Linked DNA regions of Homo sapiens: region 2 is linked to region 1. A link is a loop called in an ENCODE intact Hi-C map of the cell type or tissue named here. Cell type or tissue: PC-9. All regions are shown on one strand. Links, peaks and the distances in the headings refer to the core of each region. The heading gives the core; the rest is flanking DNA. Region 1 overlaps LOC105373899 (a long non-coding RNA gene). Region 2 overlaps LOC105373899 (a long non-coding RNA gene).

Region 1 (5,392 bases), core at 126-5,125:
GACTGACCTAGGTGTGATAATATGGACAGTGTGGCACCCAATCACAGGCTATGGAAAATGTGATGTTGTCAGGCTGAATAAATACAGAAAGTGGCAAAAAAAAAAAAAAATCCCTTTTTAGGTTGTGGCACCCAGACCTCCTTGCCGAACTGAGAATGGAAGATTATACATTTTCATTAGATGCTCTAGGTCTGAGAGAAGATCTTTTCATATTATCACTCTTCCATAATGATAAGTCTTGTAAAAAGCATCTTCCTAAAATGCTTTTACCAAAATTGACAGAGAAAAATGATGCTAGAGGCTTTTATTTCTCAAAGCTATGTTTAAACGCTTTCTCCAAGATATATTTGTTTTATTTTTAGTGTTTTCTCTATAACATCATCGATTATATCTGATTCCTCATTAACTTAGAAAATATGAGTAAGACTTGGGATTTTCATGTAGTGCTTAGATCCAGGGAAGAGAATACTGATAATTTTGTTTGTTTATGTTACGATGTCTTAGTAGACTTAGAATAGACTTCAGTTTTATCTTCTTTACTAGCTGGAGTAAAATTGATATTTGATGTTGAGCAAGAAAAAATTTATTTTTGAAAATGTCTTTCCTCATTTATTTGTTAATTAATTTTACAATTCTTTCATGATTTATGTTAGTTATTAAGATTAAGCTAATATCATCAACATCCCAGCATCATCATCAGTGTATGTATTAGTCCATTCTTACACTGCTATAAAGAAATACCTGAGAATAGGAAATTTATAAAGAAAATATGCTTAATTGGCTCATGATTCTGCAGGCTGTACAGGAATCACAATGCTGGCATCTGCTTAGCTTCTAAGGATGCCTCAGGAAACTTTTACTCATAGCAGAAGGCAAAGTGGGAGCAGGAGCCTTCACATGGCTAGAGCAGAAGGAAGAGAGAGTGGGGAGGCGCCACACACTTGTTAGCAATCAGATCTCACAATAACTCACTCACTCTCACAGTATTGTGAGAACATCATCAAAGGGGAAATCCACCCCCATGATCTAATCACCTCCCGCCAGGCCCCACATCCAACATTGGGATTACAATTTGACATGAGATTTGGGTAGGGACACAGACCCAAACCATATCACTGTCGTAACAGCTCTCATTTCTTGAGTACCTACTTTGTATCATTGTGATGAATACTTGGCACAGTATTTCCTTTAAGTCTTAAAATAACCTCATGTAATGGGTATTCTGGATTTTTCAGACAAGGAAACTCAGAGACATTCAGTAGTTTGCACAAGGCCACATGGCAATGTAGATCAAAGTCTAGACTGAATCTGAGGTTTCTCTACCCTCTTATCAGGGATCTAGATAGAGGATCATCTATATCCCTAATAGGCAAGGCACAAAGCCATTCAAGCAACATCAGTTGAATGCTTCTCCCGTGGTGTGCCTTGTGCTGGCTGCTGCCAGGAATAACAAAGTGGCAACTGCCAAGTCCCTGGCCTTAAGGCATACCCTGAATAAGGAGGTGGAAAATAGCAGATGAAAAGCTAACTAGAAGTGTTTCTCAAAGTTTTTATCAAAGTACCTCTTAGGACAGTAAAGATGATTCCGTAATTTGAAGGATCTACAAGTGTGGCCGCAAATGACTGCAATGTGCAGGGCCTATCTTTGAAGTCTTGTTTTCGATAAAAAGAAATGTTGCATTCTACTCCATAATACACTCATGCTGGATTTTTTGTTTATCTGTTTGTTATTCTTGAGACAGGGTCTCACTCTGTCACCCAGGCTGGGGTGCAGTGGTGCCGTCTTGGCTCACTGCAGCCACCAACTTCCTGGGCTCAAGTGATCCTTCCACCTCAGTCTCCAGAGTAACTGGGACTACAGGTGAGAGCCACTGTGCCTGGCTAATTTTTATTTTAATTTTTGGTAGAGATGGCGTCTCATTATGTTGCCATGCTTGTCTCAAACTCCTGGGCTCAATCCATCCTCCTGCCTTGGTCTTTCAAAGTGCTGGGATTACAGGCATGAGTCACTGCGCCTGACCTACCCATGCCGTTCTCATGTAAAAGTAAATTTTAAAATCACCTACCGGCAGGGCGCGGTGGCTCACGCCTGTAATGCCAGCACTTTGGGAGGCCAAGGCGGGTGGATCACGAGGTCAAGAGATAGAGACCATCCTGGCCAACATGGTGAAACCCCATCTCTATTAAAAGTACAAAAAAATTACCCGGGCATGGTGGCGGATGCCTGTAGTCCCAGCTACTAATCACTTGAACTCGGGAGGCGGAGGTTGTAGTGAGCCGAGATTGCGCCACTGCATTCCAGCCTGGGCGACAGAGCCGGATTCCGTCAAAAAAAAAAAAAAAAAAAATCACTTACCATTGACTGGAATAGCTGCTCACTCAGTAAATACTGCACTTTCTCCTTGTGATTTCACATGCCCTTGGCACATCACATTGAGGTTAACTTCACATTACACATTTCCTGATTTGAGAAGAAAGGAAGTTCTCAGTGATAAATTCCACAATGTTAAAGGGTGAGACTTAAGTAGCTAACCACAAAACTCATTTCTCTTTTAAGCACTATTCATCCATTCAAAAGTACATCTCTGATCTTTCTGATAATGAAACTCTTCTGTATCTTGACTGTGGTGGCAGAGACTCAAACTTGTACGTTGCGTAGAACTAAACATGTGCAAACACACACATAAGTGAGTGCAAGACAAATGGGGAAAATCTGAATGAGATCAGTGGATTGTGTTAACGTCAATATCCTGGTTGGGATGATGTATGGGTTGGGTAAGGCTTTTAAGACCTTACCACTACAGGAAACGGAATAGAGATATGCTATGGTGGTATCTCCTCCAAAAGTTATTTTGAAACTTAATCCCTGATGCAACAGTATTAAGACACGTGGTCTTTGGGGGGTGAGTAAGTCATGAGGGCTCCTTCTTGTGAATATGATTAGTGCTCCTCTAACAGAGCTTGAGGTTGAAGAGAGTCTTCCATGCCCTTCCATTCCTCCCACCACGTGAGGACACAGCTTTCATCCCCCCTGGAGGATGCAGCAACTGGCACCATCTTGGAAGCAAAGACCAGGACCATTATCAGACAGTGCCTTGATCTAGGACTTCCCAGTCTCCATGACCATGAGAAATAAATTTTTACTGTTTATGACTTACTTAGTCTGTGGAATTTTGTGACATCAGCACAAATAGACTAAGACAAGGTGCATGGGATCTACCTGTACTAATACTTAGAACTGTATCACAAAATATCTCTGTATTAGTCAGAGTTCTCCAGAGAAATAGAATGAAGTACCCTCAAAGAAACACCCAAAATAAGGTTTGAAAAAAGATGTGGGCATTCTGTAGCCCAGTGAGACTGACAAATAAGATTAACCATCATAACCTCAAAATTAAGTAAATAAATACATAAGTAATGAAATACATCAAAATATCTCAGAAAAAGGTTTAGTTTTTTTGAAAGTGAAAAAAATACATCTCTAGATTGAGAGAACCCAAATCTAGGTTTACATCTGGGTTTTCTATTGTTTCATTGGTCTATGTGTCTGTTTTTATGTCAGTATCATGCTGATTTGGTTACTATTGTAGCATATTTTTTCTCACCCCAGTTAAAATGGCTTTTACAGAAAAAGCAGGCAATAACAAATGCTGATGAGGATATGGAGAAAGGGGAACCCTGGTACACTGCTCCTGGAAATCTAAGTTAGTAGAACCACTATGGAGAACAGTATGGAGGTTCTTCAAGAAACAAAAACTAGAACTACCGTATGATCCACCAGTTCCACTACTGGGTATATACACGAAAGAAAGCAAATCAATAGATTGAAAAGACACCTCCACTTCCATTTTTATTGCAGCACTGTTCACAAAAGCCAAGACATGGAATCCACCTGAGTGCCCATCAATGGACAAATGGATAAATAAAATGTGGTATATATACACAATGGAATATTATTCAACCATAAAAATGAATGAAATCCTGTCATTTGTAGGAACATGGATGGACCTGGAGATCATTATGTTAAGTGCAATAAGCCCAGCACAGAAAGACAATATCGCACGTTCTCACTCACAAGTGGGAACTAAAAAATGGATCTAATGAAGAATGAGTAGACTGGTGGTTACAAGAGGCTGGGAAGGATAGGCAGTAGAAGGGGATGAAGAGAAGTTGATTAATGGGCACAAAGATATGGTTTGGTAGAAAAAAATAAGACCTAGTGCTAGACAGATTAGCAGGGTGACTATTGTTGATAATAATGTATATTTCAAAATAGCTAGAATAGAAAAATTTTGATGGTTATTGCAGAAAGAAAAGACAAATATTTAAGGTGATAGATATCCTAAGAACTGCAATATCCCAAGAAATTATCTGATCTTTACAAATTATATGAATGTATTAAATTATCTCATGCACCTCCAAAACTATGTACATTTATTATAGTCTGCATCAATAAAAATTAATTAATTAAATTAAAAACATTTTTTTAAAAAGATAAACCAAATCTAGACTGCTTTAGATATTGAGATCCTGGGCTTCGAATTTGATACCATGATTAGATAAGACTTTGGAGATCTTAGGATGGGGGTAAGTTTATTTTTCATGTAGAAGGGAGTTGAATAATTGTTCCTAAGAGTGTGGACAGTAGTATATTAAATAATTGTCCCTAGCTCTTCACTATTCTCTGCAATCACATCCTTTGCCATGTGACCTAGTAGCTCTTTCCGCTACTGTCAAATGTTTCCTCTTGCCCCTTGTCTTTAGCCTCTACCATAGGGCTTACTTTGGCCAATGGGATATTAGCAAATATAATACAGAGGCCTGAAATATGTTTACAACAATCACCTGAATGCTGGCCATGGCCTGGAGCCAACCCCAGCTTTGGAGCCTTAATCAGCTGACTCTGCTGACTACAGAAACATGAGCAAGAATAAATGATTGTTAAGCTATTGAATTTGGGGCCAGCTTGTTTCATAGAAAGATCTTCCCAACCTAAAATATTATTATTTTATTTCATAAAAACTTGAGTACCTACTCCATACCTGGAACTGTGTTATCTGCTGGAGGTATGATCATAAATAAAATGGACATGCCATGTGATCTAACAGAGCTTACAGTCACGAGTCTGTCATTCATGTTAAAAAGAGAAAGGATTCTTTTATACAGCCAGTCATTACACCACCCCCCAACATCTACTGATTTTAAATTTTAAATTCTTAAAAAATATTCCTGGTCACATGAATGTTTAATTCTGTGCAATATTTCAAGAACAAAGCTATGGTGTAGCAACTAGACAATGAGTTGAGTTTTTGCTTTTTGTTTGTTGTGTGTGTTTATTTCAAGGCAGAACAGTATAAATAGAAAATATGGTGGCCGAGTATTGCAAATAGCA
Region 2 (5,392 bases), core at 258-5,257, 75 kb before region 1:
CAAAGAGAAAACCATCAAGACTTGCATTTGGTAGAGACTCACAGGCAGGCAGAAGAATGAGAAAGCATTGCAGTGGAGAAAAGGGAGGGCTTCAGGTGTGCCCTGATTGGAGGTTGTTGGCATGGGGAAGCGGTAGATGGTCTAACTAGAAGTGGGGCATCTTATGTGATTGGGTGGGAATATGGATTCAATTTTTTCCAGTTGGTCCTAAATTGGAAGCTGGGGCAAAAATTAAAGAAGCTGTCAATTATTATTTAAGTTTTGGCTGTTTGGAGCTGATTGCTACAGGGGTTATTGTTCAGTTTCCCGGGCTGGTTGATGCAGATAGTAGTTTGTTTTTTTAGATTCATTTCTGTAGATAGGTTGCCTTCCTGGGCTGTATCGCTGCTGGTTGTAGGTCAGAGTTTTATTTTTATATGTTATCTGGCCATTGTCTGCTTGTATATGCAGGTTCTCAGATACAGCTTTCAGGGTTTTCTGTTCTTCAACCAAAAATGGTCTATTTTCTTTTTTAAATTATACTTTAAGTTCTACAGTACATGTGCAAAACATGCAGATTTGTTACATATGCATACGTGTGCAGTGCCATGGGAATTGAACAAGAACACTTGAACACAGGGTGGGGAACATCACACACTGGGGCCTATCATGGAGTGGGGGGATGGGGGAGGGATAGCATTAGGAGAAATACCTAATGTAAATGATGAGTTAATGGGAGCAGCAAACAGTCTATTTTCTGTGAGTTCATTTCTAGGTTGAAGACTGGGGCTTCCAAGCACATTTTTTCACAAAGAGAAAATGAATAATAGCTATTTTTGAATGATCATCCAATGTATTCCAGACTAAGCCTGATAAATGCAGCCCCTCATTCAATATTCACAGTGATCCTGTGAGGTAGATGCTATTCGTGTTTTCATTTTACATATGAGAATGCAGAGACACACAGGCATTAAGCAACTTGCCCAAAGTCCCCTAGGTTAGAAATGGAGGAACAGGGATTTTGAGTAAATCAGTTTGACTATAAACATTTGATTTTAACCCATTTACTCTAATCTGTGCACTATAGTCTCCCTAGATGGCCCTCAGCAAATAACAGTTCCTTTTCTTACAAAGTCCAAGTATGACAGTAGCCACCCAGGCTACTGCATATAGCTGCATATATACTGCAATAGCAGGGGTGAAGAACAGAATCAGCGGCACTTTGAGAACAGAATAAGTGCTTGGGTCCTTCAGGAGGACAGACATAAAATACAAACACAAAGAGGCTTTGGTGGAGGACACCAACATTCTGAGAAACAGACATATCTGTGGTCAGCTGTTCATAGTTAAGGACAGCTTGTGACCTTTTTATCTCTGACATTTCTGTGGTCCAAAGCAGAGTGTGTATATATCAGTTTTAGGTGCCACATAGATGGCAGCAACATGGCATAGACATTCCATAACTATCTTCCTATGCCTCCATCCCCTGAAACTACCATGGTTTAGTCATGCCCTGTGTACTGCTTCTTACCATGAATGTCATACTTTTCTCATTTATGGTTATTTCTTTGCTTCCAGACGAGGGAAAGGGCCTTCTGAGCACAAGTCTTTGTGCACAGTGTGTGTTCAGTTCATTTGGCTCGTGTACCAAGAAGGGCAATGAGAAACATTGTGATTTTTCTTGCTCGAAAAACAACTCCCTGAGGTTTTAGAACTAAATTATAACTTAAATCAATAGTTTGACCTTAAAGGGTATTTTTCGTGCATTTGAGGCATGAGAAATGGAATAATAAAAAAATTCTCTATATTTATATAGTATTGTTTCCAAATGATTTGCTCTTTTTTTGTAATAAAAATCCTAACACTGTTGAGATTATATAAATCTGTTAGTTATTTTACAGTAATCCTAAACATGTCCAACAACGTTTCTTAATTATTCCATCTCCTTCCATTTGTCTTAAAGCCATGCTAATAATGAAGTCGAACTATGATTGGAGTGATGGCGGTAGGGTTTTGGTGTCCTGGGCACATCATAATCTAAACATATCAATTATAAGGAAGGACAGGACACTCTATCACTTCAGTGTAACTAGGTGAGGCACTTGGGAAGTTCCACTAGCTCTTACAAAGCACTGATATCCTGTTTGGTAAATGACTGTTCCTACATGCTAAGTGGTATGATCCTTAAAGTTCCCATTGGCACCGCATTCTGGAAATACCACTAACTGGTTGGGACATCCTGACATGGAGTGACCGAAGACTGGCCAGACAGCTGATGTTTCTCTGAACATGATGGGTCACCACTATTAATCTACACCTATGTGGTGGAATTTAGGCTGGAAGTGAAACCACTTTACAGTGAGGGTAAAGAATGCTTTTCTCGTGCACAAATTGAGTGAGTGATGTAATCTCGCTCATTGTCTGTCCTCTCTTTTCCACTCATTCCTCCTGTGACCACGAACCAACTTTTTCATGAGAATTTTCCAAGGATCAACTGACAGAGATGTGTTCATTTTGCATTCAAGGCCTCACTTGCAAACCTGGCTAATGTGTCCATCACCAGTGCAAGTACCTGAGCTTATTCTCCATGCTGGACCCTGTGCTAACCGTTAGTTCCAAAACATCCACGCCAGCTCAGGCTGCCTGCCCACCAGATACCTAATCCATTCTCATATCTGTTCAGGTCTAGGTTTCTGGTTCTGATTCCTAACTGATTCTCAATTTCTGGCTCTATATCTAGATTTAGCATTTCCCCAATAGTCTTGGCTGTCCACATTGTGCTTGAAAATACAATAGAAAACGTATCTTTCATTCTGCAACCATAGAAACCAGCCCTAGTTTTTATGACTAACTGGTTCCAGTTAGTCATTTAATAGCTGTGTCAACAGGAGCAGCTCCAGAAATGTGGGGGAGGAAAGTGCATAGAGCCTGTGGGTCAGATTGAAGTATAAAGGTCGAAGATAATATAGAATTTCTACGAAAAGCTCAGCATGGAAAATTAAGATATAATAAAAAGAGCCTGCTACTTTTTTTCTTTAACACTCCATTGACATTGTGAGGTTCTAAAACCTGTAGCTAGCAAATGTGAAAAATGGGATATAACTATTTTCAGACTAGTCTGAAGCTCCTCCAGCTTGAGAAGGGATACTTACTTCTGCAATAAACTTTTTGAAGTTTTTACAAACACCCAAGTCATGGAATTGACCCATGGAATGCCACCTTATACTGATATTTCTATCCAGTGACAAGAGAAGTTTCATGCTGATAAAAAATGGAGGAACCTATTTCTGATTGTTGACTCAGCACTTTGGTAATTTAACACTGGTTTAATATACAATTAGCACAGTTCAACTCCACATCGCTTAAACCTACTGCCTGTAGAAGCCAGTTGCCTCATTAGAATGACAAAGTAGAGACAAGGGACTCTGAACTACATTGCACAATGGAATCCCTTTTTTTCCCTCCCCCAACCCACGCCCTACTTCTCAAGAATTTAATTTTCACCTTAATAGAGGGAGCTAGCATCCAAGAAAAATTTCCAGGGAATGGGTAATACTTACTCAAAGATTACACTGGTTCTCTAAACCACAAGACAACTGTCCATTTAAAAGGTTAAGGAACTCGAAAAGATTAAGTGGGATGATGCATAGTTGTACTTCATAAAACTGTAGGTTGTATATAAAAATAAGAATGAACGCACTTGTGTGATTTTGGCATCATTGTTATGTAAATCCTGCTGGGACTCCACAGTCCCGTTCAACTCTCCTCTCTGCTAAGAAGCTTACAGTGAGTCCCAGCACTCACTCTCCAATCTCTCTTCTCCTGCCCTTAGTACCATGATTTGACATTTCACATGCATAAATTGTCACGAGGCATGGCTATTTTCTTTCCAACCCCTGAGGGAAGATATTTATATATCTCCAGAAAAATAGACACTTGATTTATTTATTGACCAAGGGATTGTAAGGAGACAAATTTGTCAAGACAAGGAATTCCTAGACAGCTACATCTGATGTGTCTACGTTCCCCCAGCCTGTCTCACTTTTGCCTTGAGACTTGTTGACACCAACATCCCAGGGTAGTTGTGAGCATCACGTTAGATAATATACGTGTAAATTCATTGTAAACTGCAAACTGACTGCAAATGATTAATGCTGTAGGATTACATTCAAAAGTTTAAAACAGAATATGTATATAAAAATATTAAAGTTAAATTAAGATTACTCATCAAATATCAGTTAGATGCGGTAGTATTTCTTCCCTCCAGATTAGAGGCTTAAGGTAGAATATGGGATACTCTTAAATTCAGATCTTCATACAAATTCAGAATTTGCCAATGGCTTTTAGTAGTCTGAGCTTTACTTATTTTCTCCTGTGAAATTAGGCAGTTGGCTACGTTGATTTCTAAATTCTCCTCTGCTTCTGCAAGTAAATAAAATGTTGTAAGATTCAGCTTTCAGTCATTTCATTTGCATAAAAGACTGCTGGTTGAAGAATAGTCTATGGGAAGTCTACCAAATTTTGTAGCTCATTTCTCTGACTTAAAATGCAGTCTTTGATTCCAAAATTCTTCTAGTATTAGATTATCTCTATTAACATACATAATTTCTAAATTATTTTTTATTGGAGCCTTTAGTAGATGTGTAGCACCAGAGAAGATATTTGGCAATTGAGCAGGAATTAATACTATATTGCAAGGAATCTCAGTGTAATATAAGGAGCTATTTCATGAGTTAATTACACAAACATTACTTGATATAGGAGTCTTGGGGAACAATAACATTTCAGACTATGATGCCCAGAAAAGGCTTTACAGAAGAATTTGATATGAGTTAGGATGTAGTAAGAGATGTAAAAGGGACATCCAGCTGAGGATGCAAAGTGTAATAGTGCAAAGGTGGGAACATACAAAGGATGTTTTTCTGACAACCAGTAAAACAACCTGATTGCAGCAGAAGGTCAGATGTGGTGGTGGGAGATAAGGCTTGAAAAATAGGTTAGCCCTAATTAGGGATGGCATTGAATGACACTGAAAGAACTTCAAAGAACTATATCCTTCAGGCAATGGGGAGCAGGTTCCAAACTTTCAAGAAAGACAGTAATGGATTGAAATTTTATATTAAAAATAAATTGCCATCATTCATCAGCATGAGTTGGAAGAATAGACAATGACAACAAGCAAAACTATTAACAGTTTATTCCCACTGTCCAGGCCTGCATTGATAAAGTCTTGAACCAGGTCGCCAGCAATAGGACTTGAAAGAAAAGAAGAAAAGCAAAACACTGGGGAGGGAGAATTGTCTGGGTAGGAGCAACAAGTGAGAGGAACAAGACAGAAATGCCAGTGAGACTTTAGTTCTGGAGAACTGAGCACATTAGTGGTGTTCTTTGAAGAGGAAGAGGAAGTACTGGA

What was found. Peaks named below come from ENCODE experiments on the same cell type or tissue, not always from the same donor. Only the 100,000 strongest peaks of a DNase experiment are listed, where the experiment ranks them.
Region 2: a loop joins it to region 1, with 1.9 times the contacts of the local background. A loop is called at or near these places in 2 of 110 quality-filtered maps.

Annotation. Positions count from the first base shown.
Region 1 is chr2:221,638,677-221,644,068 of GRCh38, reverse strand. LOC105373899 (a long non-coding RNA gene) reads right to left here. Exons shown (of 8, transcript XR_923942.1): 2 at 2,357-2,461. Among named protein-coding and RNA genes, the nearest start is that of EPHA4, 69 kb to the right of the region's middle. In PC-9, for the core only: no CTCF peak of the experiment used is centred there; a DNase peak (open chromatin) is centred at 2,418.
Region 2 is chr2:221,714,074-221,719,465 of GRCh38, reverse strand. All of the region lies in intron 5 of LOC105373899 (a long non-coding RNA gene), which reads right to left. Among named protein-coding and RNA genes, the nearest start is that of EPHA4, 140 kb to the right of the region's middle. In PC-9, for the core only: no CTCF peak of the experiment used is centred there; a DNase peak (open chromatin) is centred at 2,845; H3K4me3 peaks cover 634 bases; H3K27ac peaks cover 924 bases.